2 separate regions of the Homo sapiens genome follow, and region 1 is linked to region 2. A link is a loop called in an ENCODE intact Hi-C map of the cell type or tissue named here. Cell type or tissue: ovary. All regions are shown on one strand. Each heading gives the region's core, and the rest is flanking DNA. Links, peaks and the distances in the headings are about the cores only.

The links. Peaks named below come from ENCODE experiments on the same cell type or tissue, not always from the same donor. Only the 100,000 strongest peaks of a DNase experiment are listed, where the experiment ranks them.
Region 1: it touches region 2 in a loop (2.0-fold over the local background); 2 of 110 quality-filtered maps call a loop at or near these places.

The regions. Positions count from the first base shown.
Region 1 is chr2:19,180,961-19,189,086 of GRCh38, reverse strand. No RefSeq gene overlaps it. Among named protein-coding and RNA genes, the nearest start is that of LINC01376, 160 kb to the right of the region's middle. RefSeq lists enhancers at 3,330-3,829, 3,830-4,331. In ovary, for the core only: no CTCF peak of the experiment used is centred there; no DNase peak of the experiment used is centred there.
Region 2 is chr2:19,071,048-19,079,173 of GRCh38, reverse strand. The region is part of intron 5 of LOC105373456 (a long non-coding RNA gene); the gene reads right to left. It overlaps LOC124907739 (a long non-coding RNA gene), which reads right to left and starts at 3,339. Exons shown (of 2, transcript XR_007086236.1): 1 at 2,908-3,339; 2 at 1-2,611. RefSeq lists a silencer at 232-526. In ovary, for the core only: no CTCF peak of the experiment used is centred there; no DNase peak of the experiment used is centred there.

The DNA.
Region 1 (8,126 bases), core at 2,943-5,442, 110 kb before region 2:
GGTCTGGTCTCCGAGTGTTCTCTTAGAAATGCAGCCATCACTGTGCAGCACACACTGAGGAGAAGCTATACCCTGATGGGATCAAAGAATATGGTCCAGGTTTTCAAAGACAGCTGAGAAGAAGGAACAAGCAACCCGGGTTGACTCTGTGGGCCCCCTGCATGGACCACACACAAGAGGATTCACACATACCTGGAGCTCCACCCACATGGGTTTAAGGTTTTTACCAGCTCCTTAGAGAGGAGACACTGGGGAGTGAGGCCAGTATTTACAGCATGTCATTCATCCTTTGTCCTCCATAAGGTCCCAGAGTAAACTCTATCAAGTTCCAATGCCGGAGTGTGTGTCCAATTATTCTTACCTGATCTTTAGTTAAAGAGCGAAAAGCTTTTCCAGATACGAACTGGATAGAGTCCATTAATTTACTGGAAAAGCCAAAGCAGTTAGGAAGCCCTTTTGGTAGGATCTTACCTGAAAGTTTTACATACTGATCAAAGACTTGGGGATCTACAGGAGTCTGTCCCCACCCACCCCAGATTGCTAAGAAGAATGGTATTTTAGGAGCACAGCAGGCTTGTGTAGAAATAATAGGAAAAATGGTAGACAAAGCTGCAGATAGAGACATACAAAGGTCTAACCTTTCCTAGTCAAGCCATTCATTTCTGTAGGTATCTTCCTGAGCTATCCTGAGTGTGCATTTCAGTGATGAATCCCAGATTGCTAGAAAGATGTGCCATATGTTTCTTGATATTCTAGTGGCCTCTATACTTAGAATAATACACATAATGTTGAGTAATAGGAAACTCTGGTTGCAATGCTTTGTAAGCGGTATGGTGGAACACATTGAGTGGACAGGTCCCTGAGAAAAGCCATTCAATATCTGTCATATCTGATAGCTACAATTGCCCATGGAAGCTCAGTATTCTGATATTCTGATGTCTTTTTTAAAAGTTAATTTCCTAAAAGGGCACGTAATATTACTAGGGGAGCCTCCTTTTCTGCTATGGAATCCCAGTAAAAGTGCACTTTTTATGATAATGTTAGTCACTGACAGGCACAGGTTAGGAAAGGTGAAATATTTTTAGATCAAATCACTAGGAAAGTATGTAAACCATAGGCTTTGGTATATGCACTTGAGTGCAGGCAGAGATGGAAATAAGGAATCTGTTGGCTCTTTATTCCTGATGAGTTCAGATTAAGTAATCATTCATCTCCATTAGTCACCCCCAACTCCCCCAACATACACACATGTGCCTACACACTGCTGTGCACACACAGGTCCAAGCCTGGTGCAAACATGGTTTCCCGTGTTCAGCCAGCAGCTTCCCACAGCTGGAATGGGGAACACCTGCATGGTGCTGCTTTGTGTCGGCTGCACTCACTCATAGGTGGCCTGGTTACCATCTGCATAGGTAAGGCCGACCAGACCTGGTCTATAACCACCAGCCCAGTTCCTACAGGCACAAAGTCAACCTGGACATAAAGCAGGCATCCTGCCATACCTGAGAGGCCTGCTTCATGTCCGTGGTTCTCTCTCACACAAAGAAGCCTATTTATTCCTCCCGCTCTCTTTCTTGATAGTCACATCTTCTCTTTGTTTTTAGTAGTTGAGTCATTCTGGGAGCTGGAGGGATAGGCTTGGGACTCAAAAATAAGTGGCTCTGTCACTGACTCATTCATTCATTTAAGAAACTGTTGTATACTGCTGTACACCAGGCTCTGCAGAGACAAACCTGCATAGAACTTCAGCCCTGACCTTCAGGGCCTCAGAGTCTAGTGGAAGAGACAAACTTGTAATCTCATAACTGCAGCCCAGTGTGATAGGAACCCTTAAATCAGTGCACATAAAGGATTTTGCAGGCATGAAAGAGAAAGCAACAGACTTCATCTGGAAGAGCTTGGGAAGATTTTACAGAAAACACTGTATCTGATGTGGGCATTGACAAAGACATAGGAGTTTGCTGGCTAGAGAAGTGGAGAAAGCTATAAAGTCACAAGTAAGAAACCACAATGCTGGTTTAGAAATGGCAGATCGGGGAATAAGAGGCAAAAGCAAATGATTTTACAATTGAATTAACTTAAAAATCAACAACTAGAAGACCTCAGGAAAATTCCCAAATATTTGGAAACTAAATAATATATTTATAAATAACTTGTGAGTCAAAGATGCAATCCAAAGAGAAAAGGAAGCATTTTGAACTGAATTGAAGTGAAAGTTAATATATCAAAATTTGTGGGAGACTGCTTAACCAGAAATTAGGGGGAATTTATAGCATTAAATGCCTCATAAAAGAAGAAAGGTCTCAAGTTTCCACCCTAAGAAGCAAGAAAAAGAAGAACAACTTAAACTCGAAGTAAGTAGAAAAAAAGAAAGAAAGATCAGAGCAGAAGTCAATGATATTAATATCAGAAAAACAGTAGAGAGAATCAGTGAGACCAAAAACAGTCTCTTTAAGAAGATTAATAAAATCAATCAACCTCTAGCCAGATTGATGAGCGTGAAAAATAGAGAAGGCACAAATTACAAATATAAGGAATGAGAAAGCTGGGATCAGTACAGATTCTACAGATATTAACAGTATAATAAGGGAATAGTATTAACAGGTTTATGTTAATAAATTCAGCAACTTAAATGAAATGGACAAATCTCTATAAAGATATGAACTACCAAAGCTCACTCAAGAATTATTAGATAATATAAACAGCCCTAGGTTTATTAAAGAAATTTAATTTGTAGTAAAAAAAGAACTTTTTTTTTTTCAGAGAAAACTCCCAGATGGTGTCACTGGTGAAATCTACCAAACATAAAAAAAAAATATGACCAGTTTTGCATACTCTCTTCTAGAAAATTTTGATGAGGAGAAACTATTATCCAACACATTCTGTGAGCTAGTAGTACTTTGATATGAAAGTCAGACAGAGACATCACAATAAAACTACAGACCAATGTTTCACGAACATATTTATGAAATTTCAAGCAAAAATTTAGTAAATTGAATATATCATGGCTAAGTGGACCTATCCAAGGAATGCAGAATTAGCATAATATTCAAAAATCAATGTAATCTATCGCATTAACATACCAAAAATTTTTAAAAATGGCAATCTCAATAAAAATAGACAATGCTTTTGAAAAAAATTTCCAACATGCATTCTTGATGAAAAAAATCTCTCAACCAATTAGAAACAGAAGAAAACTTTCTCAACTCCATAAAAAGTATCAAATTAAAAACTTTTAGTAAACACCATACTGGAAAAAGACTGAATATGTTCTCTCTAAGATCAGGAAGAAGACAAGAATGACAGCTTCAACCCCTTCTAATTAACTCTGTGCCAGAGATTGTAGCCAGTGCAATAAGGTAAAGAAAAAAAGTCACTGAGATTGAAAAGGAAAAAAATAATTCTACCTTTATTTTCAGATGACATGATCACCTATTAGAAAATTTGATGTAATCTGAAATCTCAATTAAGATGGCTGATAAGAGGCAGGACTAGCTTGCAGCTCTCGATCAGATGGATAGACCAGCGTGTGGAGACTCACATCATGAACTTTTGCTTCAAGAACTACTGTAGGAACATACCAGCAAAGCTGAGAGAACCCACAGACCCTTTGAAGGAACTTGATCACTGCTGTATGCTCCCTGGGACACCAAAAAACTGTGAGTCTGCTTGCTTTCTCAATGGGGAGGCTCGTGGTCTGGAGCAAGTTCTCAGCCCTGGTCACCGGCTGCCAAAAAATAGACTCAGTGCTGTTGGTGGGGCACTGTGGGAGTGAGACTGGCCTTTAGGACTGTGGGCTGTGTGGGAGCGGGGTGAGGCCTGTGACTACTGGCTTTTCCCCACTTCCCTGGTGAGCTGTATGACTCAGCAGAGGCAGCCATAATCCCTTTGGGAATATAACTTCACTGGACTTGGGGAACCATCCCCCATCCCCCACAGCAGCGGCAGCAAGCCCTGCCCAAGGAGGGGCTGAGCTCAGACCTGCCTATCCCTGCCCACACCTGACGGTCTTTCTCTACCCATCCTGGTAACCAAAGACAAAGGTCATAATCTCTTCAGAGTTCTATGGCCCTGCCCACCACCTGAGAAACCTGAATACTTAACCCGGTGTCCCTAGGGCAAGTTTGCATCCTACCTATATGACCACAGCTGATGTGCTCTTGAAGGTGCCACCTCTTGGCTGGAGGCCAACCAACACAAAACCAGTGCACTAAACAAAAACACAACCAAGGACCCTCACAGAGTCCACTTCACTCCCCTGCTATCACCACCGGAGCAGGTGCTGGTATCCATGGCTGCAAGACCTGAAGACAGATCACATCACAAGACATTTTTCAGACATTCCCCAGTACCAGCTCAGAGCCTGGTAGCTCCGCTGGGTGGCTAGACCCAGAAGAGAAAAAGACAATCACTATAGATTGGCTCTCAGGAAGCCCCATTCCTAGGAGAAGGGGAGGAACCACATCAAGGGAGCATCCAGTGGGACAAAAGAATCTAAATAGCAGCCCTTAAGTCCCAGATCTTCCCTCTGACATAGTCTATCCAAATGAGAAGGAACCAGAAAAACAATTCTGGTAATATGACAAAACAAGCTTCTTTAACACCACCCAAAATCGTACCACCTCACTAGCAATGGATCCGAACAATGACAAAATTTCTGAATTGCCAAAAAAAAAAGCATTCAGAAGGCTGACTATTAAGCTAATCAAGGAGGCACCAGAGAAAGGTGAAGTCCAACTTAAAGAAATCAGAAACATAATATAGGATACGAAAGGAAACTTCTTCAGTGAAATAGATAGCACAAATGAAAAATGATCACAACTTCTGGAAATCAAGGACACACTTAGACAAATGCAAAATGCACTGGAAAGTCTCAGCAATATAGTCAAACAAGCAGAAGAAAGAACTTCAGAGCTCAAAGACAAGGCTTTCAGATTAAAAAGAATTTTTTAAAACAAACGAGTCCTCCAAGAAATTTGGGACTATCTTAAATGTGCAAACCTAAGAATAATTCCTGAGGAAGAAGATAAATCTAAAAATTTAGAAAACAGCTTTGAGGGAATAATTGAGGAAACCTTCCCTGGCTTTGTTAGAGATCTAGACATCCAAATACAAGAAGCTCAAAGAACACCTGGGAAATTCATCGCAAAAAGATCATTGTCTAGACACATAGTCATTAGGTTATCTAAAGTCAAGACAAGGGAAAGAGTCTTAAGAGCTGTGAGGCAAAAGCATCAGGTAATCTGTAGAGGAAAACCTTTGAGGGTAACAGCAGATTTCTCAGCAGAAACCCTGCAAGCTAGAAGGGATTGGTGTCCTGTTTTTAGGCTCCTTAAAATAATTATCAGCCAAGAATTTTTTATCCATTGAAAGTAAGCTTCATACATGAAAGAAAGATGCAGTCTTTTCCAGGCAAACAAATGCTGAGTGCATCCACCACTACCAAGCCAGCACTAGAAGAACTGCTAATAGGAGCTTTACATCTTGAAACAAATCCACCAAAATAGAACTTCCTTAAAGTATAAATCCCACAGGATCTATATAACAACAACACAATGAAAAAACAAACAACGTATTCAGGCAAAATTAGCACAATGTATAGAATAGCACCTCACATCTCAATACTAACATTGAATGTTAATGGTCTAAATGTTCCATTAAAAGATACAGAATGGCAGAATAGATAATAATTCACCCACCAAGTTTCTGCTGTCTTCAGGAGACTCACCTAACACATAAAGACTCACATAAACTTAAGGTAAAGGGGTAGAAAAGGATATTGCATGTCAATGGACACCAAAAGCAAGCAGGAGTAACTATTCTTATATCAGACAAAACAAACTTTAAAGCAACAGCAGTTGAAAAGGACAAAGAGGGACATTATATAAGGATGAAAGGACTAGTCCAACAGGAAAATATCGCAATTCTAAATATATATGCACCTAACACTGGAACTCCCAAATTTGTAAGAAATTTACTGCTAGACCTAGTAAATGAGATAGACAGCAACACCATAATAGTGGGGGACTTTAATACTCCACTAACAGCACTGGACAGGTCATCAAGACAGAAAGTCAACAAAGAAACAATGGACTTAAACTATACCCTACAAGAAATGGACTCAAGAGATATTAGAAAACATTCTACCCAATAACCACAGAATATACACTCATTCATTAGCACATGGAACATTCTCCAAGATAGACCATATGATAGGCCACAAGACAAGTCTCAGTAAATTTAAGAAAATCAAAATTATATTAAGTACTCTCTTGGACCACAGAGGAATAGAATTGGAAATCAACTCCAAAAGGAACCCTGAAAACCATGAAAATACATGGAAATTAAATAACCTGCTCCTCAATAATTGTTGGGTCAACAATGAAATCAAGATGGAAATTTAAAAATTCCTTCAGCTGAACAATAATAGTGACACAATCTATCAAAACCTCTGGGATACAACAAAAGCAATGCTAAGAGGAAAGCTCATAGCATTAAATGCCCACATCAAAAAGTCTGAAAGAGCACAAATAGATCATCTAAGCTTACACTTCACGAAACTGGAGAAACAAGAACAATTGACCCCCAAACCCAGCAGAAGAAAAGAAATAACGAAGATCAAAGCAGAAGTAAATGAAATTGAAACAAAAATACAGTACATAAGATAAATGAAATAAAACCTGGTTATCTGAAAAGATAAATAAAATTGACAGGCCATTAGCTATATTAACCAAGAAGAGAGAAGATTCAAATAAGCTCAGTTAGAAATAAAGTGGGAGATATTGCAACTGATACCACAGAAATAGAAAAGATTATTCAAGGCTACTGTGAACAGCTTTATGCGCATAAACTAGAGAACCTAGAGGAGATAGATAAATAACTGGAAATATTCAACCCTCCTAAATTAAACCAGAAAGATGTGGAATCTCTGAATAGACAAATAACAAGCAGTGAGATCGAAATGGTATTTAGAAAATGGCCAATAAAAAAGTTCAGGACCAGATGGATTCACAACTGAATTCTATAAGACATTCAAAAGAATTGATACCAATCCTATTGACACTTTTCCAAAAGATAAAGAAAGAGGGAATCCTCCCTAAATCATTCTGTGAAGCCAGTATCACCCTATTACCAAATCCAGGGAAGAATATAACATAAAATGAAAACTGCAGACCAATATTCCTGATGAAAATAGATGCAAAAATCCTCAACAAAATGCTAGTGAACCAAATCCCACAGCACATCAAAAAGATAATCCACCGTGATTAAGTGGGTTGCATACCAGGGATGCAGGGACGGTTTAACATACATAAACCAATGAATGTGACACACCACACAAACAGAATTAAAAACAAAAATCACATGATCATGTCAATAGACACAGAAAAAGCATTTGACAAAATCCAGCATTGCTTTACGATTAAAACCCTCAGCAAAATTGGCATAGAAGGGACGTACATTAAGGTAATAAAAGCTATCTCTGACAAACCCACAGCCAATATTATACTGGATGGAGAAAAGGTGAAAGCATTCCCACTGATAACTGGAACAAGACAAGGATGTCCACTTTCACTACTTCTATTCAACATGGTACTGGAAGTCCTAGCCAGAGCAAACAGACAGAAAAAAATAAAGAGCATCCAAATCGGTAAAGAGGAAGTCAAACTGTCCTCTTTGCTGATAATATGATCGCATACCTAGAAAACTCTAAAGACTCATCTTAAAACCTCCTAGAACTGATGAATAAATTCAGCAAAATTTCAGGATACAAAATTAATGTACACAAATCAGTAGCTCTGCTATACACCGACAATGACCAAGCTGAGAATCAAATCAAGAACACCCAACCCCTTTCACAATAACTGCAAAAATAAAATAAAATACTTAGGAATATACCTAACCAAGGAGTTGAAAGAGATCTACAAGAAAAAGTACAAAACACTGCTGAAAGAAATCCTAGATGACACAAACAAATGGAAACACATCCCATGGTCCTGGATGGGTAGAATCAATATTTTGAAAATGACCATATTGCCAAAAGCAATCTACAAATTCAATGCAATTTCCATCAAAATACCACCATCATTCTTCACAGAACTAAGAAAAAGCAATCCTAAAATTCATAT
Region 2 (8,126 bases), core at 2,650-5,149:
TTTGCTCTGCAGGGGAGAAAAGGCCTCATATAGGGTGGGACACAGGCATTCTGTGCTACTCATTCTTTAAGACCAAAGGTAATGATCAACATGCTATTTTTGGTGCCAGCCATGGCCACTGGAGTCACTACTCATTAATACTATGAATGCAACCTTCATATCCATTATGCAGAAGATAAAGGCAGCCAATAGAGCCACAAGTGCTGACTGTGTGACTCAGGCTACAGAAGGAACTTCTGTAGGAAGGGCCAGCTGCTCCCTTCATAGAGACACTTGCACAACCAGGACTTTGTATCATTCTCACTATTCACATAAGACAATGTCTCTCATTTACAAACAGAGCAAGGCTTCTAAAACAGCAATCTTAGCAGCTATCAGTGCCCTAGGGACTATTTTATGAAAACTACTTTGTGAGCCCTATCTATATATTTACACTTTAAACATTAAATTTACTCACATGTAAGCTCTTGTAGAACACATTTGTATGACCTATCCAAAGAGATGTATAAACTATCTGATGAGGCTATTTACTTACTTTAATAAATGAAACGAAACACAAAATGCTTCGAAGACTTTAAAAAATATGAAAATCCCATCATTTCCAGCACCTCAGCAGATAAAATCAGGTGGCTAATCTGGATTTCTCAGCCAATTACTCTTATGTAATGGAGTTTCTGAGAGCCTTTCTCTGCATAGTCATATAAGAACAATATGCAATATCTGCATTTGCAGACTGCCTTTTTTTTGTTTTTGTTTGTTTGTTTTTTGAGACAGAGTCTCACTCTGTCGCCCAAGCTGGAATGCAGCAGCATGATCTCTGCTCACTGCAACTCCACCTCCTGGGTTCTCCTGCCTCAGCCTCCCGAGTAGCTGGGATTACAGGTGCCTGCCACCATGCCTGGCCAATTTTTGTATTTTTAGTAGAGACAGAGTTTCGCCATGTTGACCAGGCTGGTCTCGAACTCCTGACCTTAGGTGATCCGCCTGCCTCGGCCTCCCAAAGTACTGGGATTACAGGTGAAAGCCACCATGCCCAGCCTGCAGCCTGCCTTCTGACTGGCAGTAAGTTTGCAGGACCCCAGCAAAACATTCTTATAGGGACAACAAAAGTGGAAATATATTCCTTAGACACTTGAGAGTGACAGAGTGTGGTCATACTTGGTTTCAGAAATAAGATATTCTTCGTGATGAACAAGCATTAACATTTCATGCACAACAAAACCACTCAACTCTATACCCTCACCTATTTCCTATTGGTATCTTCTCCTTATACCACAGCAATCTATGCAGGATTCCTGGTTCTACTGATCAAGTAGCCTGATGAATTCCCCAAGTGTAAATATCAACAGTTAATAAATCAATTTTCTCTTTAATGGGATAGAGGAGATACTAGTTCTGTGCAACTGGATAAAGACATTCTACTTCACCAGAACTACCAGTTTAGTGATAAACTGGATAAAGGCATTATCCAAACACCCTTCTATGTGCTAGGTGCTTACTGAGACAGAATTTACTCTAAGAGTATTTGTGTGTAAAAAAATAGGCATGGACTGTGTTGCTTTTGCAATTTAATACCCATTTCACCTCAAATATATGGCAGAAAGAACTACAAAGTTGCAAATATAAAGCTTTCAAAAGCAAAACATATTCAATCTCCCTATCCCTCTATAAAAGACTGGAATTCTCCTCAGGCATCCTTTAGATACGCTATCTAGATTTTAAAGTGTCCTTTCAATCCTCTTGTTGAATGCTAACCCCAACCTTCAGGCTGCCCTCACTTCCGATGTGACAGCAACCCTACACCCCTATCCTGACAGAAGGATGGTGGCATTGCCAGGTCCCTATTTCTCCCCCACCTTAGCTGGACGGACATTGTTGCCTTTCAGAGCAGTCAGAGCTCATCATTGTGACCTGTTTTAATCTGACATGTGACTCTTCCACATTTACCAACTCCCCTACAACCTTTTCCTTCCCAGCATCTGTAGTGGCATTAACTTCCTGTTATTTCAGTAATTAAGATAGTCACTCCCAGACGAGATTACTTCACAATATCTGCAGTAGACAAAGGCTAAAAGAGGAATTCTCCTATATTCTAGAGAGGAAAATGATGCTTGACCTTTCAGAACAGAAATGATTGTGTGGGCAAAGGAAAAGATTACTAAAGTGAAGACATCACAGTATTTGGGTCCAGATGGGCTTGGTGTCAACCTCTTGCTCTACTGCTTAGAAGTCGTGAGACTTTAGAGAGATTATTCAACTTTTCTGAGACTTTGTTTCCCTATAGGCAAGCCAAAATAAAATGTCTCCTTGATAGGATTCTAGTGTGGAGTAGGAATTCTAAGTGTCAAATATCTTGCTTACTATAGGTCCTGATGTTTTTACAATCACAGTGATTATCATGGTGGTGATGGTGGAGGTGTTGGAGATGGAAGAGGTTCTGGTGGAGGCAGTAGTGAAGGAGGAAGGTATTGGTCAAGGAGTTGCTGTTGGTGGCGGTGAAAGTGGTAGAGGCGTCATCAGTGCAGTAGTGGTTATGATGTCTCCAAGTCACACATAGAGGAACCCCAAACTTCCAGGGAGATTTCTGAGAAGAGGCTTCAGTTAGTATGAGCTATGGGAAAATAGATTTTCCTTAATTTTCTAGGTAAGTAAACCTTGAATAATAGTGCAAAGTTAGCATGCAGAGTGAAGAGTGAATTCAAATTTGGATGCAGATTTCACTGTGCACATAATCATGTGATATTAGGAAAATGAAAGAAAAAATTTTCGAGGATGAAAACACCCATCTATCTTGAATGCTAAGTTTATATCACTTAATAATGGTAGGAACACAGGGAAAGAATTAGAGAGACATGTACCACACACACACAGGTAAATATACACACACAACTACACACACTCACCTACCTTCTTTTGTTCAATTAACATTAGGAAAGAAGTATTATCAATGCCATTTTACGGATAAGAAAGCTGAGGCTCAGAAAAGGCAGGGGGCACTGTAGGAGGCTTACAGGCTTTGGCATATGACAGATATTGCACTAATCCTTTGATTTCTATGTATCAGTTGTTTGACTTTATCTCTCACTCTCCTCAAACTGCAATTTCTTCATCTTTGATAATGATGCCAATAATTGTCTTGCAGAATTGCTATGAGGAATAAACAAGATATGTTTTTGGTCTACATCATTGGCAATGTCATATAAAGAATCTAACACAATACTTGTTATTGTGTTTAACAAAACACAATATAGAAAGTTTAACAAAAGTCCTGCTTTCCATTATTCATTCATTCACATTTTAATTTATTCTTCCATCCATCCATCTATCCATATATATATTTATATATATATAAAACAAGGTGAGGTCTCACTCTGTTGCCCAGGCTAGTTTTGAACTCCTGGGCTCAAGCTGTCCTCCCACCTCAGCCTCCCAATGTGCTAGAATTACAGGCATGAGCCACTGCTCCTGCCCTGGCCCCATCTATCCTGTAATCCATCCAGCTCGGCTATACTATATGAAAATTCAAGATCAGTTTTAGTCCATGCAAAGGCTCCAAAAATTGCATCAGTTGGAAATTTTGGATTTCAAGAATTATAAAACCTGGCCCAAATCTACATAGGAATTTTATTGCTTAATGTAACCGAAACATCCAACTGTAGGTCTAGCTTTAGGCAAGGCTGAACCATGGGTTCAACTGGTGTCTCTGTGACTCAGTTTCTTTCACCCCCATCTAACATAAAACCCTGTAAGCTGGCTTCTTTCTTGGTCAGACTCTCTTTTAATGATTACAAGATCAGTAGTTTCTGAATACACATACTCCCACTTTAAGTCCAGAACAAGGATAAGATTATTTTCACAACAATATAAAGCCCGGGATTTGACTTCCAGGCAGGATGATGGATCCATTTCTGAACCAGTCACTTGCACCAGTGAGATTGGTTACTCTGTTCAGCTTCAACCAGTTTCTGATTGCCCCTGAAGTATCTGAGGCAAGTCCCGCAAACCACATGCTCTGGAGAGGCAGGAGGATTGCTTGAGGCCAAGAGTTTGAGACCAGCCTGGACAACATAGTGAAAGCTTGTCCCTGCAAAAAATTCAAAAATTAGTTGGGCATGGTAGCATGCACCTGTGGTCCTAGCTACTTGGGAGGCTGAAGAAGGAGGATCACTGGAGTCCAGGAATTTGAAGTTTCAGTGAGCTATGATCGTGCCACTGCATACCAGCCTGGGTGACAGAGTGATACTGTCTCATTAAAAAAATTGTCTTCCTTTCTCCCTATCATGTTGTATAAAATTTCATCATTTGAGATTCACTCATTGAGAACTGTAAGCATTTTCCTGTTCAAGAGCCTCTGGTAAAATTTAAATACCTCATGGAGTTCTGTCTTCATCTTCCCATACTTTATTGACAAATTATTCCAATGCAGCTACAGTTAAACAGGATAAAAATAAAAGTTACCTCAGAGGAGAGTCATAAATGTTGCCAAGTTTGGTCCAATTTCTTTATATTGTTAACATTCAATAAGAAATAACCATTCTATCTGTCATTATCACTATTGTTATCATATACAGAACTCATACAATTCTCAGAGAAGCTGTGTTAAATAGATTAAATAGATTTTCCCACTTTACAGCTGAGAACAGAATGGGGGCTAAGTGAGCCTTAGGGTAACTTTCTGGTCACACGGCTAGTTGGAGGTATACACAGGAGTTGATTCCCCCTCTGTTTGAAGTTCAGGCCTTTGTTATTTTTGCTGCTTTACTCTTCTGATTGCCAAACTCCCCAAGCCAAACTTAACTTCCCAGGAAGAAGGCCCGGTCTGAGCAAGTGCCGAGCCAGCCACAGGGCAAGTGGCCTCTAAGTGCTTGTGATGTGAAACGATGAAAATCACTCACACCATGGATAAAGAACCTGCCTGGATCCAAATGTGGACACCTGAGAGTTCCTGGGACTTATAAAAGTGGAAGCCATTCTGTTTGCCCAGGCATCAAAGGATGCTAGAGTTACTACCATGCATAATCATCCCTTGTGCACCCACAAGTGCACATAGTGAAACCTTGCCCCTGCAAAAAATTCAAAAATTAGTTGGGCAGTTGGGTCCCTGCTCCAGAACCAGTCCTGAAAGAACCTTGAGGCAGCTTCCTAGGAGCCTTTGGCCAAGGCAGAAACACTGAGGGCTCCCTTCTCTGGAGTCTTGAAGTGGCACACAGATTCTAGTTCCTTTTGGCTGGGCAAGCCCCTGTGTTTGGCTTAGGGTGAAATGTATACCACACATCTGGCCACTGGAAAGCTGGGGAGGAACGGTGTGGTCAGTGGGGCTGCAAGGCCATTTCAGGGCGGTTAAGCTGGAGTAACCCGAGTATGGCAGGGCCTGAGTCATCCTGGACTCAGGAAGCTCCCACTTGGGCGGAGTCTGACACCTGAGCTCATCTGTGGCTTTGCCCTGGCTGGCCCTGCCCTGCCCCATCTTGTCCAGTACAGCTCAGCCCAGCCAGCCCAGGCTGGGTCCTGCTGGGTTCCAGCCTGAAGGAACTGAGCCCAAACTGCAGAGCCAGGAGCTCTGAGCAAAGGCAGTGATGTCAGCAAGGGTGGGGTATGATGTGTGCACAGCCCAGGGAGGTATCTGTTTCTGGGTCCATGTGTCCATGTATAAACCCACTATCCTTGTGTGCACCTCCCTGTGACTGTCTATGTGGACATTCTGGGCATCTATGCATATATTTGCGTGAATGCCTGTGGGTGTTGTTGGCTTATGTGTCTGGGCACATTTTCCCTGGGAAATAAGAGTATAATTGCCTTTGTCACAAAATTTGATTGGTTAAAAAGCAGCGGCTATAAAGAGGTTGAAAAAAAATCTCCCTTTTGTGTAAAGTCTCATGCCGAGGGCTGAGGGAGATTTAGGAGAGTGAAAAGAATCAGCCTTTAAACTTAGGAAATGCATAGTCACCTGGGTCAAACACTTGCCTAGGAAAACTGAGCTCCTGCTCCTAGGAATGTTTGTGCAGGACCTAGGACAAGATGTCAAGGAATGGCGGTCACTGTGGTCGAGGTTACCTGAGACATCAGCCTGGGGCAGGTTGGGATGGGGAGAAGAGAGTTGCATGGCAACGATTTATTCTTTTCTCCAAGTATTGACCCCCTTTGATAAATACAGAAATGTTGTTTCTTCCTTTCATAACATCAAAATCCAAGGTATTTTAAAAATGCCTCAAAGCAGTAGGGTGAAATGTTTTTGTTGTTACTGTTGCTGCTGTTGTTCCCCACCTCTGGCAAAATCACACAGACTAGTAACACTAAGATGGGACATCCTGGCATATGGTCCTTCCGGCTCCCTCGTGGGTCTCCTCCTTCCGACCTGGTGGTGCTTGCTGGTGTCTGAGAATGCTGCTCAGATTCAGTGTGGGATGGAATCAGGCAGCCTCCCACTTGGGCTAAGCCATCACGGGCCCCTGCTCTGAAAAAGGTGGATATGACTTAAGAGAAAGCCCCTCAACTGCAAATGAGGAATTCAGGACTCAGAGAACGGGAGTCACTGAGGATTAACAGGAAGTTTAGAGAATAAAATGAGATACTTGTGAAGACTCCTTGAAGAAAGGAAGAAGGATAAAAATAGGGAGGAAGAGGGAAAGAAAAGAGAAAGAGACAGAGAAAGAGAAAGAACAAATAACACCAGATAGTACTCTGATGACACATCTGGAGAAAGGGCTTGGGACCGCTTTCTGTATCTCAAGTTACTCTGTAGGCCCCCTAATCAACTTGGCTTGCACAGCCTGTGGTGTCTCATCTGTCTGCTTAGCACCCAATCCAATAATGATAAATTCATTACCAGAGCAATAACAGCCCCACCCCTGGTGCACCCTCTGTTGTTCTCTGATAAACACCAAGAACAGGCAAGAGCCTATGTTCACTTTATTCACCACTCCAAAAAAACTTGAGAAATTCCCTTGAGGTCTACCTCTTAGATATTGAATGGAATTTTACATCTGTTACACAGGGAGTTTCCGGAGAGGCACTCAAAGTGTCCCTTGTGGAACCAGACACAGAACCTTGGATCCCAAATGTACTCAGTGAATACTTAATAAATGCATGATCACTTAAGGCATCCCACCTAGAGAACTGCCACTTTAGCCTGACAACTCTTATAGATTAAAAGTAAGGCCCCAGATAGAACCCAGGAACCACTGCCACAAGATTGACCCTGGCATTGAGGGTGTTCAACATGGCATATTTCCAACTCTAATACAACTGCTGTAAGCCCCAGGGCTGTGTATTTAGTGCATGGGCACCTGCAGAAATAGCAGGGCTCTCCTTACTCTTTTCACATACTGTGCTCAGTCATCTTCAGTGAGCATTTGACTCTTGGTTTAGTTTAGAAGATATAAAAGTAATACAACTAAGCATATGGTCCTCCTAGTGACCCACATTCCATGGTGTGTAACAGTACCTTGGGCTTGGTGTGGACAGGCCATTAAAATTTCAGGAAGGTCGAATCACATGTGGGCTCCATCAGATTAATGAGGGAAAGTCTCCCATCTTCTGTTAGACATGGTTTCATGACACTCACAGAAAATGCAGGAAACACCTATCACTCTGTGGCCATCTGCATAACAGAGCAACCCAACTCTCTTGACCATTTGTTGATGGGTGAGTAGAGAACAGGCTTGGTGTTCTCTGGCCACCATGGTTAAAATAGGAAACCTCCCTGTACATTTAGACCAAGCTTCTGGAACCCGATAGAACAAAATGGTGCCAAGAACTTAGCAAAGAGAGATTGCCTAAAGCTCCCCAGCTTCTTAGAAAGCAAAACCGCCTATCACCATCTATCACCATAAATGGCCTGCCTGAACTGCTGGTGCCTCAGCCTGCACCATAATATTTTATTCAACTACCAATTCATTACACACACATCCTGAAAGCAAATAATGTTAATGTAAATAATTTGGGAAGCATTGTTCCATCTGTTGAAAATGTGCAGTAGTTGCTTTGCCCCTTGTCTAAACTGGGGCGGCTACTTTCAGGCAAGTTTGGGAGGTAAATGAACTGTCTGGATGCTTTTCTTGGCAGTCTTTCTTATTAGTGGGAGGTGGCAGTAACGAGAACATGAGGAAGACGGAAAGTGTTTACTT